Linked DNA regions of Homo sapiens: region 2 is linked to region 1. The links are chromatin loops, found by intact Hi-C in ENCODE. Cell type or tissue: mammary epithelial cell. All regions are shown on one strand. Each heading gives the region's core, and the rest is flanking DNA. Links, peaks and the distances in the headings are about the cores only.

Region 1 (9,786 bases), core at 273-8,272:
GGATGATGTACTCTGGGTCAAGAGACCAGGGATGCAGGGTTAGGCAGACAGGTCCCCAGAGTCCTCACCCTGCTCCCCAGACAGTAGACACAGTGCCCGTCCTGGAGTTGCACCACTGATAGTCACAGCACACAATGATTGACAACTCACTTTTTTTTTTTTTTTTTGAGATGGAGTCTCGCTCTGTCGCCCAGGCTGGAGTGCAGTGGCGCAATCTCAGCTCACTGCAAGCTCCACCTCCCGGGTTTATGCCATTCTCCTGTCTCAGCCTCCCGAGTAGCTGGGACTACAGGCACCCGCCAACACGCCCGGCTAATTTTTTGTATTTTTAGTAAAGACAGGGTTTCACCGTGTTAGCCAGGATGGTCTCTATCTCCTGACCTCGTGATCTGCCTGCCTTGGCCTTATTATTTTTTTTTTTTAAGGACAGAGTCTCTCTCTGTCACCCAGGCTGGAGTGCAATGGCGCGATCTTGGCTCACTGTAACTTCCACTTGCCAGGCTCAAGCAGTTCTCCTGCCTCAGCCTCCTGAGTAGCTGGGACTACAGGCACCCGCCACCATGCCCAGCTAATTTTTGTATTTTTAGTAGAGACAGAGTTTCACCATATTAGCCTGGCTGGTCTCAAACTCCTGGCCTCAGGTGATCTGCCCACCTCGGCCTCCCAAAGTGCTGGGATCAAATCCACTGTTAATCATTAGGCTGAACTGTCTCTTATAGAATGAGGTCAAAGACACTCCCAGTTGCAGGGAGGGTAGATGGCCCCACCCAGACCGAGAGACACAGTGATGACCTCAGCCTAGGGACACCAAAAAAGAAAAAAAAAAAAACCCAAACCAAAAACGCAAACCAAAGCAGGCAGGCAGACAGCTGCTGGGGGAAATCCTGGGGTCCTTGAGACAGAGGCAGGACCCTCGTGTTCCCAGCTGCCTCTTGCCTTGATAGTGGTGCTGTGTCCCTCTCAGACCCCCCACCTGAGTCTCCACAGAGCCCCACGCCTGGCATGGCATTCCACAGAAACCATAAAGGTTGGCTGAGTCCAGCTGTCTATATGTGCATCTGTTTGTTCCTCCAACTGGGGTTCCCTGGGAGTGGGTGGCCCCATGACAGGGTGTGGGCATCTGAGTGCTCCCTCCCCAGCTGGGGCTCAGGGTCTTCAGCGGGCGAGGGCGGCCTGGCTTTGGGCGGCTGGAACCAGGGCCCTGGCAGATGGGCCTGTCTGGCACAGACGCAGGGACATGTGGCGTTGTCAGTGTTGCCTCCAAATGCCCCCCGGAGCGTGGGGCGGGGAGCCGGCCAGGCCCTTCTCAGCCCTCTTCCTGCCTCAGGAAGGAAGGCCTCAGGTGAGGGGAGCAGGAGGGGACCCGAGGAAACAGATGGGCCAGTGGGGCGTGGGAGCCTGAGACCCCTGACCTCACAGGCCTCACAGAGAGATGGGAACGGGACAGGCAGGCAGCTCCCAAGGCCCCTTGCTCGAAGGGCCCTGGAGGGGAGGGTCATGAAGGGCTCTGGGGGGGCTGCCCCATCCCTGTTCCCTCCAGAGTTCTGTGCCAAACCCCAGGCAGTGTCCGAGTGGGCAGCTCAGCCCTGGCACCATGGGCAAGCCCCCCTCTGGTGGGCATGAGGCATTTGCCTTCCCTCCCTCTGCTGTGCCCACCTCCTGCCAGCCAGGGGAGCCAGCTGGGAACCTTGGTGCCAGGGGAGCCCCCAGAGTCCCTGTCCCCTCCCGGGCAGTGCCAGCCGGCCCCTGCCCCGCCCCCCCAGGCCCAGTAATGGGTGGGTAATGAGTGCTGGGGGAGCGGGGGAGGGGCAGGGGATGCAGGTGCCACAGGCGCTGGCACGGGGGCCGCTAATCAGGTTTGCCAACGCCATCTGTCACCGCACGAGCATCTGGGGCTCAAGGTGACCCTGTCACCCTCAGTTACAATTATGAGTTTGGCATCTGTATTAAAGCCCGCCAGCCGGCCAGGCGGGGGACGGCTGGGGTGGGCACGGGGTTGCACGGTGAACCCCATCCCTGGGGTACCCTTCCCAGGGGCTGCGTGGCTGCCAGGCGTGGAGCTTCTTAGGGGACTATGTCTGTGTGTGTATGTGTGTGTGTGTGCACACCCATCCCAGTCTCCACAATTCTTAAAGTGTGTCCGGGTGCAGGGCTGGAAATCATAGGTTTGTGTGTGTCTCCATGGTGGCTGTGTGTCTAGGAGTTTGGTGGGCTGGCTGGGGGCGGAGCTCTGAGATTTTGTGGGTGCACAGATGTTCGTGCATCTGCATGCTGGGACAAGAACGTATGGAGGAGGGTGTCTCTTTGGATGATGGTGTGTCTTTTTCTTTTATTAGTAGTATTAATTATTATTCTTATTTGAGTCAGGGTCTCGCCCTGTCACCCAGGCTGGAGTGATCATGGCCCGATCCCTGCAGCCTCAAACTCCTGGGCTCAAGTGATCCTCCCTCCTCAGCCTCCCGAGTAGCTGGGGCTACAGGCTCATGACACCACGCCCAGCTAATTTTGTTTATTTTTTTGTAGAGACAGGGTCTCACTGTGTTGCCCAGGCTGGTCTCGAACTCCTGGGCTCAAGCCATCCTTCTGGTTTGGCCTTCCAAAGTGCTGGGATTATAGGCGTGAGCCACCACACCCAACCTGATGGGGTGTGTGTGTGTGTGTGTGTGTGTGTGTAAATGCACAGGGGTAGGTTGGGAGGGGTATCAGCTTTGGGAGAGGCCATGTGCAGTACTGCTGAGCTCCTCAGCTATCCCTTTGTTTCTATCTTCGCCAACTCCTGCTACGTGGCTGTGATCTGGAGGGCTCTGAGGACGGCTTAAGAATCTGGATTTTGGCTGGGTGAGGAGTCTCACGCCTGTAATCCCAGCACTTTGGGAGGCCAAGGCAGGTGGATTCATTGAGCTCACAAGTTCGCAACCAGCCTGGCCAAAATGGCAGAACTATGTCTCCACAAAAATATATTAAAAATTAGCTGGGCGCCGGGCGTGGTGACTCATGCCTGTAATCTCAGTACTTTGGGAGGCTGAGGCGGGTGGATGACCTGAGATCAGGTGTTCAAGACCAGCCTGGCCAACATGGCGAAACCCCGTCTCTACTAAAAATATAAAAATTAGCCAGGCGTGGTGGCGCGTGCCTGTAATCCCAGCTACTTGGGAGGCTGAGACAGGAGAATCGCTTGAACCCAGGAGGCGGAGGTTGCAGTGAGCCAAGATGGCGACACTGCACTCCAGGCTGGGCGACAAAGCAAGACTCCATCTCAAAAAAAAAAAAAAAAAAAATTAGCTGGGCATGGTGGTGTGTACCTGGAACCCCAGCTACTCAGGAGGCTGAGGTGGGAGAATGGCTTGAGCCTGGGAGGCAGAGGTTGCAGTGAGCCAAGGTTGTGCCACTGCTTTCCAGCCTGGGTGATAGAGCCAGACCTTGTCTCAAAAAAAAAAAAAAAAAAGAAAGAAAGCTCTCAATTTTGTAAGGTAGCCTTTGGATTCTAAATTCTTGGAGCTAGATTCTGGGTCTGGTGGATTCTAGTTTTGAGCAATAGGATCTAGATTTTTGGAATCTGAATCCCGGAGTATGGTTTCAGTGGCACCATCATAGTTCACTGCAACCTCAGACATGTGCCACTACACCCAGCTAATTTTTAAGTTTTTTGTAGAGATAAAGTCTTGCTATGTTGCCTATCGTGTCCCAAACTCCTGGCATCAAGTGATCCTCACGCCTTGGCCTCCCAAAATGCTGAGATTATAGCTGTGAGCCACCACGCCTGGCTGAGTTCGTGGATCTGGAGTATAGATCTTGGTATGATTGGAATCTTTTTTTTTTTTTTTTGAGATGGAGTCTCACTCTGTTGCCCAGGCTGGAGGGCAGTGGCGCAATCTCAGCTCACTGCAAGCTCCGCCTCCCAGGTTCAAGCGATTCTCCTGCCTCAGCCTCCTGAGTAGCTGGGATTACAGGTGCCCACTACCACACCCAGCTAATTTTTATATTTTTAGTAGAGACGGGGTTTCGCCATGTTGGTCAGGCTGGTCTCGAACCCCTGACCTCAAGTGATCTGCCTGCCTTGGCCTCCCAAAGTGCTGGGATTACAGGCATGAGCCACCGTGCCCAGCCCGGTATGATTGGACTCTAGATGCTGATCCTGGGTCCTGGGATCTGGATTACCGGCTCTTAGTTCTGTATCTGCGTTCCTGCTTCTGGACTTCAGTCTCTGGGCCTGTGTGCTCTGTGTCCTCTCTGTCCACAGCTCCAAGTTCAGCAACTGGGCGGCTGCCTGTCGTCCCTCCATGGATGGGTGCAGAGACCACCTATGGCCACCAGGGGACACCCTTGGTCTACATTTGGTCCAAGCTGCCCGACTGGAGGAGGAGTCTGGGACCACTGTGGCCCAGTTGGACTCAGCCCTTTCAGGAGGACCAGGGGCTGGACATCACTTTCCCCCACTTCCATCCCAGTCTCTGCTGGGACCTGAAATCTGTCAGCCCCCACTGACTCAAACGTGGAGAACTGGACTGAGCACCCCCACAGTGTTCTGAACAGTACCGTGGGACAAGGTGCCTGCCCAGTGAGTAGGTCAGACCCAGGGTTGAAGCCATGTGTGTCCATGAGGGTGACAATGAGTGTCTGAAAACGTGTCCAGGTGTGAAGGCGAGGGTGCACCATTCATCAGGAGTGGCCACATATGACAGCATTGCTAAGAAGTGTGAGCCTGGGAGGCGCGGTGGCTCAGGCCTGTTGTCCTGGCGCATAAGAAAGTGAGGCCCAAGGCCGGGCGGGCGGATCACGAAGTCAGGAGTTCGAGACCAGCCTGACCAACATAGTGAAACCCCGTCTCTACTAAAAATACAAAAATTAGCCTGTCGTGGTGGCGCGTGCCTGTAATCCCAGCTACTTGGGAGGCTGAGGTATGAGAATTGCTTGAACCCAGAAGGCGAAGGTTGCAGTGAGCTGAGATAGTGCCACTGCACTCCAGCCTGGGCAACAAGAGCAAGACTCCGTCTCAAAAAAAAAAAAAAAAAAAAAAAAGTGAGGCCAGGCGTTCAAGCCCTCATCTATGTAACAAAACAACAACAACGACAACAAAAATGTGAACCTGTGTGTTGGATGGTGTGTGGCCACCACTCACTGTATTCACATGTCTGATAAGGTCCTCATGAGACAGTGCACCTACACGGTTGTGTCTATAACTGGGAGATGTCACCAGGAGCCCTTGTATGAGTCCGTGTCCATGTCATATTCATGTGTCTGCGTCTATGATTGTGTCACTAGGAATCTATAGGTATCCATAGGTATGACTGGGACCATCTAGGGGAAGTGTCACTGGGTGACGGTGTCCTGGAGTGTCAGAAACAGTGTCCTGGCTGGGTGCAGGACCTGTAATCCCAGCACTTTGGGAGGCTGAGGCGGGCAGATCACCTAGGTCAGGAGTTCAAGACCAGCCTGGCCAACATGGTGTAACAGTGTCTCTACTAAAAATACAAAAATTAGCCAGGCATGGTGGTGTGTGCCTATAATCCCAGCTACTAGGGAGGCTGAGGTGGGAGAATCGCTTGAACCTGGGAGGCAGAGGTTGTAGTGAGCTGAGATCATGCGCCATTGCACTCCAGCCTGGGTGACAGAGCGAGACTCTGTCTCAAAAAAAAAAAAAAAAAGAAGCAGTGTCCCAGCACTTTGGGAGGCCAAGGTGGGAGGATCATTTGAGCCTAGGAGTTCAAGACCAGCCTGGGCAACATAGCAAGACCCTGTCTCTACAAAAAATTTAAAAAATTAGCGGAACATGGTGGCATGCACCTGTAGTCTCAGCTACTCAGGAGGCTGAGGTGGGAGGATCACTTGAGCCCAGGAGTTCAAGGCTGCAGTGAGCTATGATTGTGCCACTGCACTCCAGGCTGGGTACCAGAGCAAGACTTTGTTTCAAAAATAAATAAATATGGCTGGACATAGTGGCTCATGCCTGTAATTCCAGCACTTTGGGAGGCTGAGATGGGCAGATCACCTGAGGTCAGGAGTTCGAGACCAGCCTGGCCAACATGGCGAAATCTGGTCTCTACCAAAAATACAAAAATCAGCCAGATGTGGTGGCATGTGCCTGTAATCCCAGCTACTCGGGAGGCTGAGGCAGGAGAATGATGGAACCCAGGAGACAGAGGTTGCAGTGAGCTGAGATCGCACCACTGCACTCCAGCTTGGGCGACAGAGTGAGACTCCATCTCAAAATAAATAAATAAATAAAATAAAGAAGCAGTGTTCCTGAAGGCTGAGCCTCTGTGTCAACAGTGTCTTATCAGGGGCTGTGTGAAGGTGTGTAGGACAGAGGGTATGCTTTCTGAGAGTACCAAACCAGGGTGAGTGGAAGGGGCAGGTGGGACCAGAGACTCTCAGAGCAGGGAGCTGGGGTTGTTTCCAAGTTTCTCTCCTTCATTCCCTCACATCTGGGTATATCTCACCCTCCATCTTGCTATGTCTTTTTTTTTTTCCCTTGGGACAGGGTGTGGCTCTGTCACCCAGGCTAGAGTGCAGTGGTGCGATCATGTCTCACTGCAGCCTCAAACTCCTGGGCTCAAGTGATCCTCCCACCTTAGCCGTAGCTGGGACTACAGGTGCAGGACACCACGCTTGGCTAATTAAAAAAATTTCTTTTTTCTTTTTCTTTTTCTTTTTTTCTTTTCTTTTTTTTTTGAGACAGTGTCTCACTCTTGTTGCGCTGGCTGGAGTGCAATGGTGCAATCTCGGCTCACTACAACCTCCGACTCCCAGGTTCAAGCGATTCTCCTGCCTCAGCCTTCCAAGTAGCTGGGATTACAGGCGCATGCCACCACACCTGGCTAATTTTTTGTAGTTTTAGTAGATACGGCGTTTCGCCATGTTGGCCAGGCTGGTCTTGAACTCCTGACCTCAGGTGATCCACTCGCCTTGACCTCCCAAAGTGCTGGGATTACAGGCGTGAGCCATCGCGCCCAGCCCTTAACATGTTTTTTGTAGAGATGAGGTCTTACCATGTTGTCCAGGCTGGTCTCAAACTCCTAGGCTCAAGCATTCCACACACCTTGGCCTTTCAGAGTGCTGGGATTACAGGTGTGAGCCATCACACCCGGCCGCTATGTCTTTCTATGGCTGTGTGTCCTCTGACCTCTCAGCACTTCTGACTTTGTCTGGCTATCCCCATTCCCCTGATTTTTTTTTATTTTTTATTTTTATTTATTTATTTTTTTTGAGACAGGGTCTCACTCTGTCGCCCAGGCTGGAGTGCGATGGTGTGATCTCGGCTCACTGCAACTTCTGCCTCCCAGGCTCAAGAGATTCTCCTGCCTCAGCCTCCCGAGTAGCTGGGATTACAGGCGTCCACCACTACTGCCCGGCTAATTTTTCTATTTTTAGTAGAGACAGGTTTTCACCATGTTGGCCAGGCTACTCTTGAACTCCTGACCTCAAATGATCCACCCGCCTCGGCCTCCCAAAGTGCTGGGATAACAGGCGTCAGCCACCGCACCCAACCCCCCATCCCCTGATTTTTCCCATTGCTAAGCACAGCACACCAGGCAAGGAGGGTCCAGGGGTATTGGCTGACTGGTCCTGTCCCGTCTCTCACCCCAACCCTTCCTCTCCCATCTTGCTCCCGGGCTCTGCCTCTCCGTGGTCTTCTCCCTCCACCCGTCCTTCCTCATTGGTGTGTTTCTCTCCACCTTCCAGGTCTCTCCCGTTGTTTCTCCCTCTTGGATTCCCCATGTCTTTCCCTATCTCTGTCTCTGTCTTTGTCTCTCTTCTGTCTCTTTCCCCACCTTTTTTTTTGTGAGACGGAGTCTCGCTCTGTTGCCCAGGCTGGAGTGCAGTGGTGTGATCTCGGCTCACTGCAAGCTCTACCTCCCAGGTTCACGCCATTCTCCTGCCTCAGCCTCCCGAGTAGCTGGGACTACAGGTGCCCTTCACCACGCCCAGCTAATTTTTTTGTATTTTTAGTAGAGACGGGGTTTCACCATGTTAGCCAGCATGGTCTCGATCTCCTGACCTCGTGATCCGCCCGTCTTGGCCTGCCAAAGTGCTGGGATTACAGTCATGAGACACCGCGCCCGGCCTCCTTTTTTTTTTTTTTTTTTTTTTTTTGAGACACAGTCTCGCTCTGTTGCCCAGGCTGGAGTGCAGTGGCGTGATCTTGGCTCACTGCAACCTCCACCTTCCAGGTTCAAGTGATTCTCCTGCCTCAGCCTCACAAGTAGCTGGGATTACAAGCATGCACCACCACACCCATCTAATTTTTGTATTTTTAGTAGAGACGGGGTTTCACCATGTTGGCCAAGCTGGTCTTGAACCCCTGACCTCGTGATCTGCCTGCCTCAGCCTCCCGAAGTGTTGGGATTACAGGCATGAGCCACTGTGCCCTGCCTTCTTTCCCCTTTTGTGTCTCATTTCTCCCACTCCATCTCCTCTTGTCCATTCTTCCCAGCCCTAAATCTTCTCCTATTTATGTCTCTTTTCATCTCTCTCCTTTTCTCCTAATTTTTCCCTGTCCCTCTCATCTCCCTATCTCTCCTCCTTTTTTCTCTTGTTTATTTATGTATTTATTTTGAGACAGAGTCTCGCTCTGTCACCCAGGCTGGAGTGCAGTGGCGTCATCTCTGCTCACTGCAGCCTCCACCTCCCACATTCAAGCAATTCTCGTGCCCCAGCCTCCGGAGTAGCTGGAATTACAGGCACGTACCACCACACCCGGCTACTTTTTGTATTTTTAGTAGAGACGGGGGTTTCTCCATGTTGGCCAGGCTGGTCTCGAACTCCTGACCTCAAATGATCCGCCCACTTCGGCCTCCCAAAGTGCTAGGATTACAGGTGTGAACCCCCATGCTCGGCCTCCTCTCTCCCTTTATCTCTGTCTCTTCCCGTTTTTTTTCTCTCCCAGTGTCTCCTTATCTGCCTCTCCCTGCCTAGTCTCCCGTCTCTCTCCATCTCTCAGTCTCCGCATCTCTTCTCTCATCATGTCTCTCCCATCTTTTTTCCCCTCATTTCTCTGTCTCTCAGTCTCTCCAGCTTTTCCTGTGTCTCTGTCTCTCCCCATCTCTGTCTCTCCATACCCAGTCCCCATGTCTCTCCATCTCCATGTCTCCCCATCTCTTCTCTCTCCCCATCTCTCTCATCTCTTTCTTTCTTTCTCTTTTTCTTTCTCTCTCTCTCTCTCTCTCTCTCTCTCTCTCGCTTTCTTTCCTCTCTTTCTCTGTCTCTCTCTCTCTCTCTCCTTTCTTTCTTTCTGACGGAGTCTCACTCTGTCGCCAGGCTGGAGTGTAGTGGGGAGATCTTGGCTCAGTGCAACCTCTGCCTCCCGGGTTCAAGCGATTCTCCTGCTTCAGCCTCCCGAATAGCTGGGACTACAGGCGCGCACCACCATGCCCGGCTAATTTTTTGTATTTTAGTAGAGACAGGATTTCATCATGTTGGGCTGGATAGTCTCGATCTCCTGACCTCGTGATCGGCCCGCCTCGGCCTCCTAAAGTGCTGGGATTACACTGCGCTCGGCCTCTCATCTGTTTCTTTCCCCATCCTTCTGTCTCTCAATCTCTCCAGCTTTCTCCGGCCCTCCCAGTGTCTTCATCTCTCCCCATTTCTGTCTCTCCCCACCAGGTCTCCCTATCTCTTCCCATCTCTCTCCGCATCTCTGGGTCTCCCATCTCTGGTCTCTCCCTGTCTCTCTTTTTTCTCTCCCCATTTCTCTGTCTCTCCCCATCTCCGTCTCTCTCATCTCTGGTCTCTCTCATCTCTGGTCTCTCCCTGTCTCTCCTGTCTTTTTCCCTCCCCATTTCTCTG
Region 2 (11,041 bases), core at 1,276-9,275, 610 kb after region 1:
CTAGATTTAGAGGTCAGATTTTCATCTCTCAGCCACAAACACATTCCAACCTCATATCTTGCTTTCACCCAGCCTTTACTAACCACCTGCTATATGCTAGGCTCTGGTGAAACATAACCAATAAGATAAAGTCCATGCCCTTTTGGAGGTCACACCTCGGAGTATGGGTGGGAATTTGTTCATTTCACTTAATTTAACAGGCCTAACCAGGTGCAGTGGCTCATGCCTGTAATCTCAGCACTTTGGGGGGCCAAAGGTAGGCAGATTGCTTGAGGTCAGGAGTTTGAGACCAACCTGGCCAATATGGTGAAACCCTGTCTCTACTAAAAATACAAAAATTAGCCAGACATAGTGGTGGATGCCTGTAATCCTAGCTACTCTGGAGGCTGAGGCAGGAGAATGGCTTGAACCCAGGAGTGGAGGCTGCAGTGAGCCAGGATCGCATCGCTGCACTCCAGCCTGGGCAATAGAGTGAGACTCCTTTCAAAATAATAATAATAATTATTATTATTATTATTATTTAACTGGCCATTCCTGCTTATAATGTGAGATGCACTGTCCTAAGCATTTTTCAAATGCTTAATTCTTGTAATGACCCTATGAAGTGACTGCTATTTTTTTCCTGCATTTTGCAGGCAAGGAAACAGAGGCTCAGAGAGGTGAAGTCACTTGTCCAAGGTCACACAGCAAATAGTTAGAACCAGGGTGTGAATCCAGCCAGACTAGCTCCAGAGCCAATAAGCTCCACAGTCTCCTTATTCAGAAGCCCTTGACCTAGCATACAGATGGAGGCACTACACATAAATATTGACCAGGCGGTGCCCAGACCACAGAAGGAAAAAAAAAGAAAGTGACTTATCCTTCAAGACACTGTTATTTGAACCTGGCCTTGTCAGTGCTCTCTCCCAGACTTTCTGCACTAGGAACTGTTGTTATCTTCCTTCAGTGCTCAGAGAGGCTGTGGCAGTTGCCCAGGGTCGCCCAGCTCTAACAGGATGAGCTGGGATTTTCAAGGTGGCTCCTTTTGTCCCCAGATCTGTCTTTTGCAACATATGTGGGGCCCTCCAGAGGAATTTCACCAGGCAAGAATGGCCTTCTTGGATGGCAAAGGAATACATTTGATTTGCAACGTGGCATTTCAGAGAGATAGTGGGATTGGGGTTTTGTTATTGTAGCTCTTTGTTTTTTGCTTTTTGGTGTTTTTTGAGGAGTCTCGCTCTGTCACCCAGGCTGGAGTGCAGTGGTGTGACCTTGGCTCACTGCAACCTCTGCCTTCTGGGTTCAAGCAATTCTCCTACCTCAGCCTCTCGAGTAGCTGGGACTACAGATGTGTGCCACCACCACGCCTGGCTAATTTTTGTTGTTTGTTTTCTGTTTTTTTGTTTGCGTGTTTGTTTTTTGTTTGTTTGTTTTTGTTTTTTTGTATTTTTTAGTAGAGACAAGTTTTCACCAAATTGGCCAGGCTGGTCTCAAACTCCTGACCTCAGATGATCTGCCCTCCTCGGCCTCCCAAAATGCTGGGGATAATGGGATTGTTTTTTAAGTTCATTGTCACCATTAGATTTTGACCCAGCACTCATCTCTATGTGGACTTGGCCTTCATTTCTTCAATTGTGATCTGAGCATTACAAGACCTGCCCTCCCAAATGTCGTTTTCATGGTTGCAAGAGACAGAGGAGGTGAAAGGACTGTGAGAATTTGGAAATATCAGAAGGTGAGGTCTTATTTTATTTTAATCCCAGTTCGGTCTCTTTCAAGCTGGTTCTAGTGGCCAGGACTTAGAGAATGGGTTGTATGTGCCATGCTGGCCTTCAGGATTGTATAGATTTCATCCTAAGTTTGTTTGAGACTTCACACAACCAAGTTTGACAGACATCACGTGCTTTCTACCTGCAAAGCTCTGTGCAGAGCACTCCCATAGCTTCAAGGGTCAAATAAGAAAAGGGACTTGCCTTTGTAGAGTTTAGGACTTGAAGGGCAGGGAAAAGGTTAATGATCACAATTTCATTCATTCTCCCTTTCATTCATTCAGTCGTCCTTTCATTCATTCGTTCATTCGACTCTATGCCAGGCATTTCCAAGTTCAAGACCTTGAAAAGGCAGGAGTTAAGAACATGGGCTCTGGATTCTGACAGACCTGGGTTCCAAAGCTGGTTCTAACTTATTGGCTTCATTATTTAACCCCTCTGTGCCTCGGTTGCCTCCTCTGTAAAATGGGTACTGGGGTTAGTAACCCATGAGCTCATACCCAAAGCCCCTTGGCCTAGGGCTGGGCCCATGGCGGGTGTGGAATAAATGGGAACTGGTCTCTGTGTAGCTCATAGACATTGTACAGCTGCTGTTTGCATGTCTGCCTCCTCCTCCAGGCAGGCCCCCTTGAGTACAGTGCATAAATGTGGAACCAGAAGATCCCCTGGGCAGAGAATGGAAAAGAAAATAGGGTTCACTTGCTCTAAGAGGCTTTCAGGTCTCAAAGCCAGAGCCACGAAGAGGTGATCCACATAGATGTTCAAGTTCACAGGGGTCCATCAGTTATTCACTCAACAAACATTGGTATCTATTATACTCTAGGCACTTTTCTAAGCACTAGAGACACGGTAGCAGAAAAGACAGACCAGAAACAAACAGACAAACCTGCCCTTGTGGAACTGACAATCCAATTTAGAAAGAAACACGTAATTTTATATAATGAGCAGAATGGCTCTGCAAAATGAACAGTCGCCCCAGGAGAGGGGCTCTACAGGAGAAGGTGACATTTGTGCTGAGACCACAGTGTGTGAAGGAGCCAGCCATGGGAAGAACATTCCAGGCAGGAGGAACAGCAAGTGCAAAGGCCTTGAAAATGCAGGGGACAGAAGGAAAGCCACCGGGACTCAACCAAAGTGAGGGCAATAATGATGGAATCATGGGCAGAGAGTCATGGGCAGAGCCCTGCACCAAGGTTCAAGCAGTTAAGGGAGCCTGGAGTGTGGACAGACGCCATCAAAAGAACCCTGAAGGCCGGGCGCGGTGGCTCACGCCTGTAATCCCAGCACTTTGAGAGGCCAAGGCAGGTGGACCATTTGAGGTCAGGAGTTCGAGACCAGCCTGGCCAACATGGTGAAACCTCGTCTCTACCAAAAATATAAAAATTAACCAGGCGTGATGACGTGTGCCTGTGATCCCAGCTACCTGGGAGGCCGAGGCAGGAGAATCACTTGAACCTGGGAGGCAGAGGTTGCAGTGAGCCAAGATCGCCCCACTGCACTCCAGCTTAGGTGACTGAGTGAGACTCTATCTCAACAACAACAACAACAAAAATAACCCTGAGGTGTTGAAAAGATAGAATTTTGGAGTGACGGTGACAGAATAAAAGACAAGGATCAGTTTGGGCACAGTGGCTCGTGCCTGTAATTCCAGGGACTCTAAAAGCTGAAGGAGAGGCATCACTTGAGCTTAGGAGTTTGAGATCAGCCTGGGCAACATAGCAAGATTCAATCTCTACAAAAAATAAAGTAAAATATAATAGCCAGGTGTGGTGCCACATGTCTGTAATCTTAGTTACTTGGGAGACTGAGTTGGGAGGACTGCTTGAACCTGAGAGTTTAAGAGTACAGTGAGCTATGATTGTACCACTGCACTCCTGCGTGGGTGACAGAGTGAGACCCTGTCAAAGAAGAAGAGGAAGAGAAAGAGGTAGAAGAAGAGGAGGAAGTGGAAGAGGAGGAAAGACAGGGATCAGCGGTAGGCAAGCAGAAGTATGCAGACCCCACAAGAAGAAAAGAGGGCCAGGCGTGGTGGCTCAGGTCTGTAATCCCAGCACTTTGGGAGGCTGAGGCAGGCGGATCACCTGAGGTCGGGAGTTCAAGACCAGCCTGACCAACATGGAGAAACCCCGTCTCTACTAAAAATACAAAATTAGCCAGGCGTGGTGGTGCATGCCTGTAATCCCATCTACTCAGGAGCTTGAGGCAGGAGAATTGCTTGAACCTGGGAGACAGAGGTTGTGGTGAGCCAAGATCACAACATTGCCCTATAGCCTGGGCAACAAGAGCAAAACTCTGTCTCAAAAAAAGAAGAAGAAAACGAAGACAGGAGGCCGGACGCAGTGGCTCACACTTGTAACCCCAGCACTTTGGGAGGCCGAGGTGGGTGGATCACCTGAGGTCAGGAGTTTGAGACCAGCCTGGCCAACATGGTGAAATCCAGTCTCTACTAAAAATACAAAAATTAGCTGGGCGTGGTGGTGTGCACCTGTAATCCCAGCTACTCGGGAGGCTGAGGCAGGAGAATCGCTTGAACCTGGGAAGCGGAGGTTGCAGTGAGCTGAGATCGCGCCACCGTACTCCAGCCTGGGTGACAGAGTGAGACTCTGTATCAAAAATAAATAAATAAATAAATAAATAAATAAATAAATAAATAAGGCATAGTTGTTCCCAGGATTGGAAACCCAAGGTACAGATAAATTCTAGATGGAAAAGTCACATTGAACAGAGAGGATAATTTGGCAGTGGGGGTGGTGGGGGATATTTGTTCATAAGCTGCTTGGGTTTCAAGGACCAGCATGGAGAATCTGATAGACCAAAAGAGATAGGGGAGCCCCATCTCTGGGGGGCCCTACCCAGACCTTCCATGGCTGCCAAAGCTGCTAATTCAAAGAACAAAAGAAGGGTCTCTCTGCACCAAAAGTCAGCCAGCTGCACTGAAAAAGAAGCTCCCTGGGACCAGACCTATTTTTTTTAAATATCAACTAGGCTAGAATTGGCCAGCCTGCCTCCCTTAAGAAAAGAAAGAAAGAGGCCGGGCGCAGTGGCTCACGCCTATAATCCCAGCACTTCGGGAGGCCGAGGCAGGTGGATGATTTGAGGTCATGAGTTTGAGACAAGCCTGGCCAACATGCTAAAGCCTCATCTCTACTAAAAATACAAAAATTAGCCAGGCATGGCAGCTAATCACAGTGGGTCCCTGTAATCCTAGCTACTTGGGAGGCTGAGGTGAGAATCACTTGAACCTGGGAGGCGGAGGTTGCAGTGAGCTGAGATCATGCCACTGCACTCCAGCCTGGACAACAGAGCAAGACTCCTGCTCAAAAAAATAAGTAAATAAAAAGAAGAAGAAGAGAAAGAGAGCTCTGATTTCTAAGTAGGTTCTTTTTTAAAGGTTAGGTTGCAGTTTAATTGTGATGTCTAAACAAAACAACCTGCTTTTCTTTCTTTTTTTTTTTTTTTTTCCAAGACAGGGTCTCACTCTGTCACCCAGGCTGGAGTGCAGTGGTGTGATCATCACTCACTGCAGCCTTGAACTCCTGGGCTCAAGCAATCCTCCCATCTCACCCTCCCGAGTAGCTGGGACTACAGTTGGGCACCACTACACCTGGCTAATTTTTTTTTTTTTTTTAATTACGTGAGCATTTTTCGTAGAGACGAGGTCTCCCTATGTTGCACAGGCTGACCTTGAATTCCGGGGCTCAATCGATCCTCCCACCTCAGCCTCCCAAAGTGCTGGGATTACAGGCGTGAGCCACCGTGCCCAGCCTCTTTTTTTTTTTTTTAACTGTGTAAACTGAGGCCTCAAAATGCTTAATGGCATACCCGCTACAGAAACAGAAAACTATTACCAAGTACTTACTATGTGGCTGCACTGTTCTAAATGCTTTCTATGTAATAATGCAGTGAACTTAATCTTTGTAAGAGCCCCAGAGATGGGTGCTATTGTTTTCCCCATTTGACAGAGAGGGAAACTGAGGCACCGAAAGGGAAAGGAACCCTCCTCCCCAGAATCAGTCAGCAAGTGGCAGAGTTGGGATTTGAACCCTGGCCGGGGCACTCAACCACACCCCAGATTGAAGCCAGGTAAGCCCCACACTTGACCTCAGGACCTGCTTGTAACCCATCAGACCTCAGGGAGCCCTGCAAAGCCCCGAGTCCGCCCCTGCCGCCCCAGTTGGTCTTTACCAAGCCCTTTGTGCATGAAAAAGCAATAGCCATATATGTAATGATTAGTTATCACATGATGGGAATTCAATTATTGATTTGGGGCTGACTTCCATTTCTCGGAACAGGCAGAAAGGAAGCGGCAGGGAGGTGGGTACTCCGGAGAGCGAGCTGAGCGCTCTGCTGCCCGGCGCCTGCCAGGCTGGGGAGCCATGGCGCCACCTGGTGGCCAGTCTTAGCAGCGGCGGGCGACAGTGGGTGAACGCAGGGGAGACCCGCGCAGGCTGCTTTTTGAGCACAGTGTGTGTCAGGCGCTGTTCCAGCTCAGGGGTCCAAAAACCTCTTCGATAAAGGACCTCAGATGAAATGCTTCCGGCTCTGAGGGCTAGACAGTCTCTGTCCCAGAGACAGCTCTGCCGTTGTAACACAAAAGGAGCCACAGACAACATCAGCACAAATAGAAAAGGCTGTGTTCCAATAAAACTTTATGGACACCAAATTTTGAACGGCATACAACTTTCACCTATCAAGAATTATCCTTCTTTTTATTATACGACAACAAAAATTAATGAACGGGTCGGGCGTGGTAGCTCACGCCTGTAATCCCAGCATTTTGGGAGGCCAAGGTAGGTGGATAACCTGAGGTCAGGAGTTCGAGACCAACCTGGCCAACATGGTAAATGAAACCCCGTCTCTACTAAAAAATACAAAAATTAGCTGGGCGTGGTGGCGCGCACCTGTAGTCCCAGCTACTCCGGAGGCTGAGGCAGGAGAATCGCTTGAACCCGGGAGGCTGAGGTTGCAGTGAGCCGAGATCTCGCCCCTGCACACCAGCCTGGGTGACACCAGACCGGCCCACGTGGAGCTCACAGAGCAAATATGGCAGCAACAAGGGAGAAAGCCGATGCGTAACACATATGAGCTGGTCGTGAGTGCTAGTGGGGAAAATTAAGCGGGGCAGGGAACCAACATAAGTAGGGGTTGCATTTTATTTTTTTTCAATTCTATTTATTTATTTAGAGATAGGATCTCTCTCTGTTGCCCAGGCTGGAGTGCAGTGGTGCAATCATAGCTCATTGCAACCTTCAACTCCCAGGCTCAAGCAGTCCTCCCACCTCAGCCTCCTGAGTAGCTGGGACTACAGGTACGCATCACCATGCCCAGCTAATTTTTGTAAAGATGGAATCTTGCCATGCTGTCCAGGATGGTCTCAAACTCCTGGGCTCACAGGATCCTCCTGCCTTGGCCTCCTGAGTAGCTAGGACTACAGGTCCCAGTACAGTCAACGAGGGAGGAAGCCCCATATGTAACACATAGGATCTGGTTATGAGTGCTAGTGGGGAAAATTAAGCGGGGCAGGGAATAAGCACGAGTAGGGCTGCATTTTATTTTATTTTTATCTTATTTATTTATTTATTTATTTATGAGACAGGGTCTCACTCTGTTGCCCAGGCTGGAGTGCGGTGGCACGATCATGGCTCACTGCAGCCTTGACCTCCCAGGATCAAAGGATCCTCCCACCTCAGCCTCCCAAGTAGCTGGGACCACAGGCGCACACCACCATGCCTGGCTAATATTTTTTTGTTTTTTGTGGAGATGCCTCACTATGTTGCCCAGGCTGGTCTCAAACTCTTGGCCTCAAGTGATCCTCCCGCCTTGGCCTCCCAAAGTGCTAGGATTATAGGCATGAGACACTGCACCCAGCCGGGGCTGCATTTTAAATAGGGTGATGATGAAAAGTTTGATGAGGAGGAAACCTTTAATCAAAGGCTGGAAGGAGGCAAGGAAGAAGCCGTGTGGGTGCCGAGGAGAAGAGCATTCCTAGCAGAAGGAACAGCCAGTGCAAAGGCCCTGAGGCTGGACCACCCTGGTGCATTGGAGGAACAGTGATAAGGTTAGTATGGCTGCAGCACAGTGCACGAGGGAGAGAGAGGAGGGAGGTGAGGGCAGGGAGGTGACAGGGGCAGGGCCTTATGGGTCTTGGTGAGGACTTTGGCTTTTGCTATGAGTCAGGTGGGAGCCATGGAGGGTTCTGAGCAGAGGAGGGATATAATCTGACTTGTGTTAAAATATGATCTCTCTGGGGGGCTGAGCATGGTTGCTAACACCTATGATCTCAATGCTTTGGGAGGCCGAGGCAGGAGGATCACTTGAGGCCAGGAGTTTGAGACCAGCCTGGGCAACATAGCAAGACCCTGCCTCTACAAAAAAATTTAAAAATTTTCCAGGAGTGGTGACACGCACCTACGGTCCTGGCTGCTCAGGTGACCGAGGTGGGAGGATCACTTGAGCCCAGGAGGTCAAGGCTGCAATCAGCCATCATTGCACCACTGCACTCCAGCCTGGGTGACAGAGTGAGACCCTGTCTCTAAAAATAAAATAAAAGTCTCACTTTGTGTGTCTCATTCTCTCAGCTCAGGCCTCGGGGACCAGGACAATTCAGGCCACCCATCCGATCCCTAGCTGGGAAAGTCACCCAGTCCTAGCTGGTGACCTGCAGTTTGGCTGAGCCTGGGTCCCCATATCCTATAAGTGGTCAGTTCTGGCCTGGAATTCAAGGTCACACCATCTCTCTCTTGGCTTGGCTCTCAAATGCCTCAGTAACCTGGAATTCACCTCTCCGGGTCTGTTCACCCATCTGCATAAGGGACAAAATAATAAGGGTACTACCGGTCATAACAAGTAATCATGGCCGGGCGTGGTGGCTCACTCCCATAATCCCAGCACTTTGGGAGGCTGAGGTGGGTGGATCACCTGAGGTCAGGAGTTCGAGACCAGCCTAGCCAACAGGGTGAAACCCCGTCTCTACTAAAAATACAAAAAAAAATTAGCTAGGCGTGGTGGTGCATGACTGTCATCCCAGCTATTTGGGAGGCTGAGGCAGGAGAATTGCTTGAACCTGGGAGGTCGAGGTTGCACTGAGCCGAGATCGCGCCACTGCACTCCAGCCTGGATGACAGAGTGAGACTCTGTCTCAAAAAAAAAAAAAAAAAAAAGTAATCATAATAAGATACTAAGTAACCACAATAACAATAGCAACAAGAGCTGCCCTAGCTGTTTCAGGAGATCGTTGCGTGCATTTGATAAGATGTGCTGCAACGAAACACTTTGGAAAACAATAACCTGCACCACAATCTATTTATAACAATGGTGATGAGGACTAATCGAGTCAATGCATGTAAAGGTCTTGGAGCCGTGCCCCACAGATAGTAAGTGCTCCATCAACACTGGGTTTTTGTTTGGTTTTTGAGACAGAGTCTCACTTTGTCGCCCACGCTGGAGTACAGTGGTGTGATCTCGGCCCACGGCAACCTCCCCTCCTGGGTTCAGGCGATTCTCCTGCCTCACCCTCCGGAGTAGCTGGGACTACAGGCACGCACCACCACACCCGGCTGATTTTTTTGTATTTTTAGTAGAGACGGGGTTTCACCATGTTGGCCAGGCTAGTCTCTAACTCTTGACCTCAAGCGATCCACCTGCCTTGGCCTCCCAAAGTGCTTGGATTACAGGCGTGAACCGCCATGCCCAGTCAATACTGGTTATTGCCGGGCACAGTGGCTCATGCCTATAATCCCAGATAGTCCAGAGGCTGAAGTGGAAGGATCGCTTGAGCCCGGGAGTTTGAGATCAGCCTGGGCAACATAGTGAGACCCCCATCTCAAAAAAAAAAAAAAAAAAAAAACACCTGGTTGGGCTGGGCGCCTGTGGAATTACGCGCCTGTAATCCCAGCACTTTGGGAGGCCAAGGCGGGTGGATCACGAGGTCAGGAGATCGAGACCATCCTGGCTAACACAGTGAAACCCCGTCTCTACTAAAAATACCAAAAAAATTAGCCGGGCATGGTGGTGGGCGCCTGTAGTCCCAGCTACTAGGGAGGCTGAAGCAAGAGAATGGCGTGAACCTGGGAGGCAGAGCTTGCAGCGAGCCGAGATCGCGCCACTACACTCCAGCCTAGGTGACAGAGCGAGACTCCGTCTCAAAACAAAAACAAAAACAAACAAACAAAAAACATGGTTATTATTATTATTATGGCCTAAGAAGTATTATTAATGATACTCATGGTAGTTCCCTTAACTCTCCTCTCTCTGCTCCCCATTCACACTAATGTTCTCTCTATTCTCTGATGAAGATGACGGTTCAGCAGCTCGCTGCTTACACCCAGGCAGCGTCAGCCTCACCTGGCAGCCTGTTAGAAAGAAATGCAAAATCCCAAGTCTTAGCCTAGACCTGTTGAAACAGAATCTGCATTTAACAAGACCCCATAGGCCAGGCGCGGTGGCTCACACCTGTAATCCCAAGATTTTGGGAGGCTGAGGCAGGAGGATTGCTTGAGCCCAGGAGGTTGAGGCTGCAGTGAGCCATGATCGAGCCATTGCACTCCAGCCTGAGTGACAGAACGTGACTCTGTCTCAAAAATAAAAATAAGAAAAGTATTGAGTTTTATTAGTCCTTAACTGATGGTTGACCCAAATCCACTTGACTGGCTGGCACTGGCTCTCATTCACTGTCAGTCAATGCTTTTACTCAAGAGATATTTTATGAGCACCTACTGGGTGCTGGCCTCAGTCTCTGGGGATACAGCTGTGAACAGGACAGACAAGCAACCTGATTGGGGATACTCCAGTGGGCAAGACAGACCACTAGAAATGAGATAAATAACAATTCCAGTGAATGGCAATGTATTGCAGTCTGCTTAGACCTGCATGAGTGATTGATGGACTGGGATGTTGGCTGATAAAGTGGACACGTGGCTTTAAAAGATTCCTGCCTAGAAAGCAAATATTGAGACCGGACGCAGTGGCTCACACCTGTAATCCCAACACATTGGGAGGCCAAGGTGGGCGGATCACTTGAGGCCAGGAGTTCAAGACCAGCCTAGCCAACATGGTGAAACCCCGTCTCTGCTAAAAATACAAAATTAGCTGGGCGTGGTGGCAGGTGCCTGTAATCTCAGCTACTTGGGAGGCTGAGGCAGAAGGATCACTTGAACCCGGGAGGCAGAGGTTGCAGTAAGCTGAGATCACGCCACTGTACTCCAGTCTGGGTGACAAAGCAAGACTCTGTCTCAAAAAAAAAAAAAAAAAAAAGAGAGAGAGAGAGAAAGAGGATTGAAGAAGATAGTAACAGA

The links. Peaks named below come from ENCODE experiments on the same cell type or tissue, not always from the same donor. Only the 100,000 strongest peaks of a DNase experiment are listed, where the experiment ranks them.
Region 2: a loop joins it to region 1, with 33 times the contacts of the local background. A loop is called at or near these places in 39 of 110 quality-filtered maps.

What each region holds. Positions count from the first base shown.
Region 1 is chr19:12,973,714-12,983,499 of GRCh38, forward strand. DAND5 (DAN domain BMP antagonist family member 5) reads left to right here. Exons shown (of 2, transcript NM_152654.3): 2 at 1-1,047. Among named protein-coding and RNA genes, the nearest start is that of DAND5, 9.0 kb to the left of the region's middle. RefSeq lists an enhancer at 719-1,225. In mammary epithelial cell, for the core only: a CTCF peak has its summit at 4,315 (motif pointing right); a DNase peak (open chromatin) is centred at 4,308.
Region 2 is chr19:13,583,281-13,594,321 of GRCh38, forward strand. No RefSeq gene overlaps it. Among named protein-coding and RNA genes, the nearest start is that of CACNA1A, 82 kb to the left of the region's middle. RefSeq lists silencers at 6,045-6,154, 6,064-6,293. In mammary epithelial cell, for the core only: a CTCF peak has its summit at 6,137 (motif pointing left); no DNase peak of the experiment used is centred there.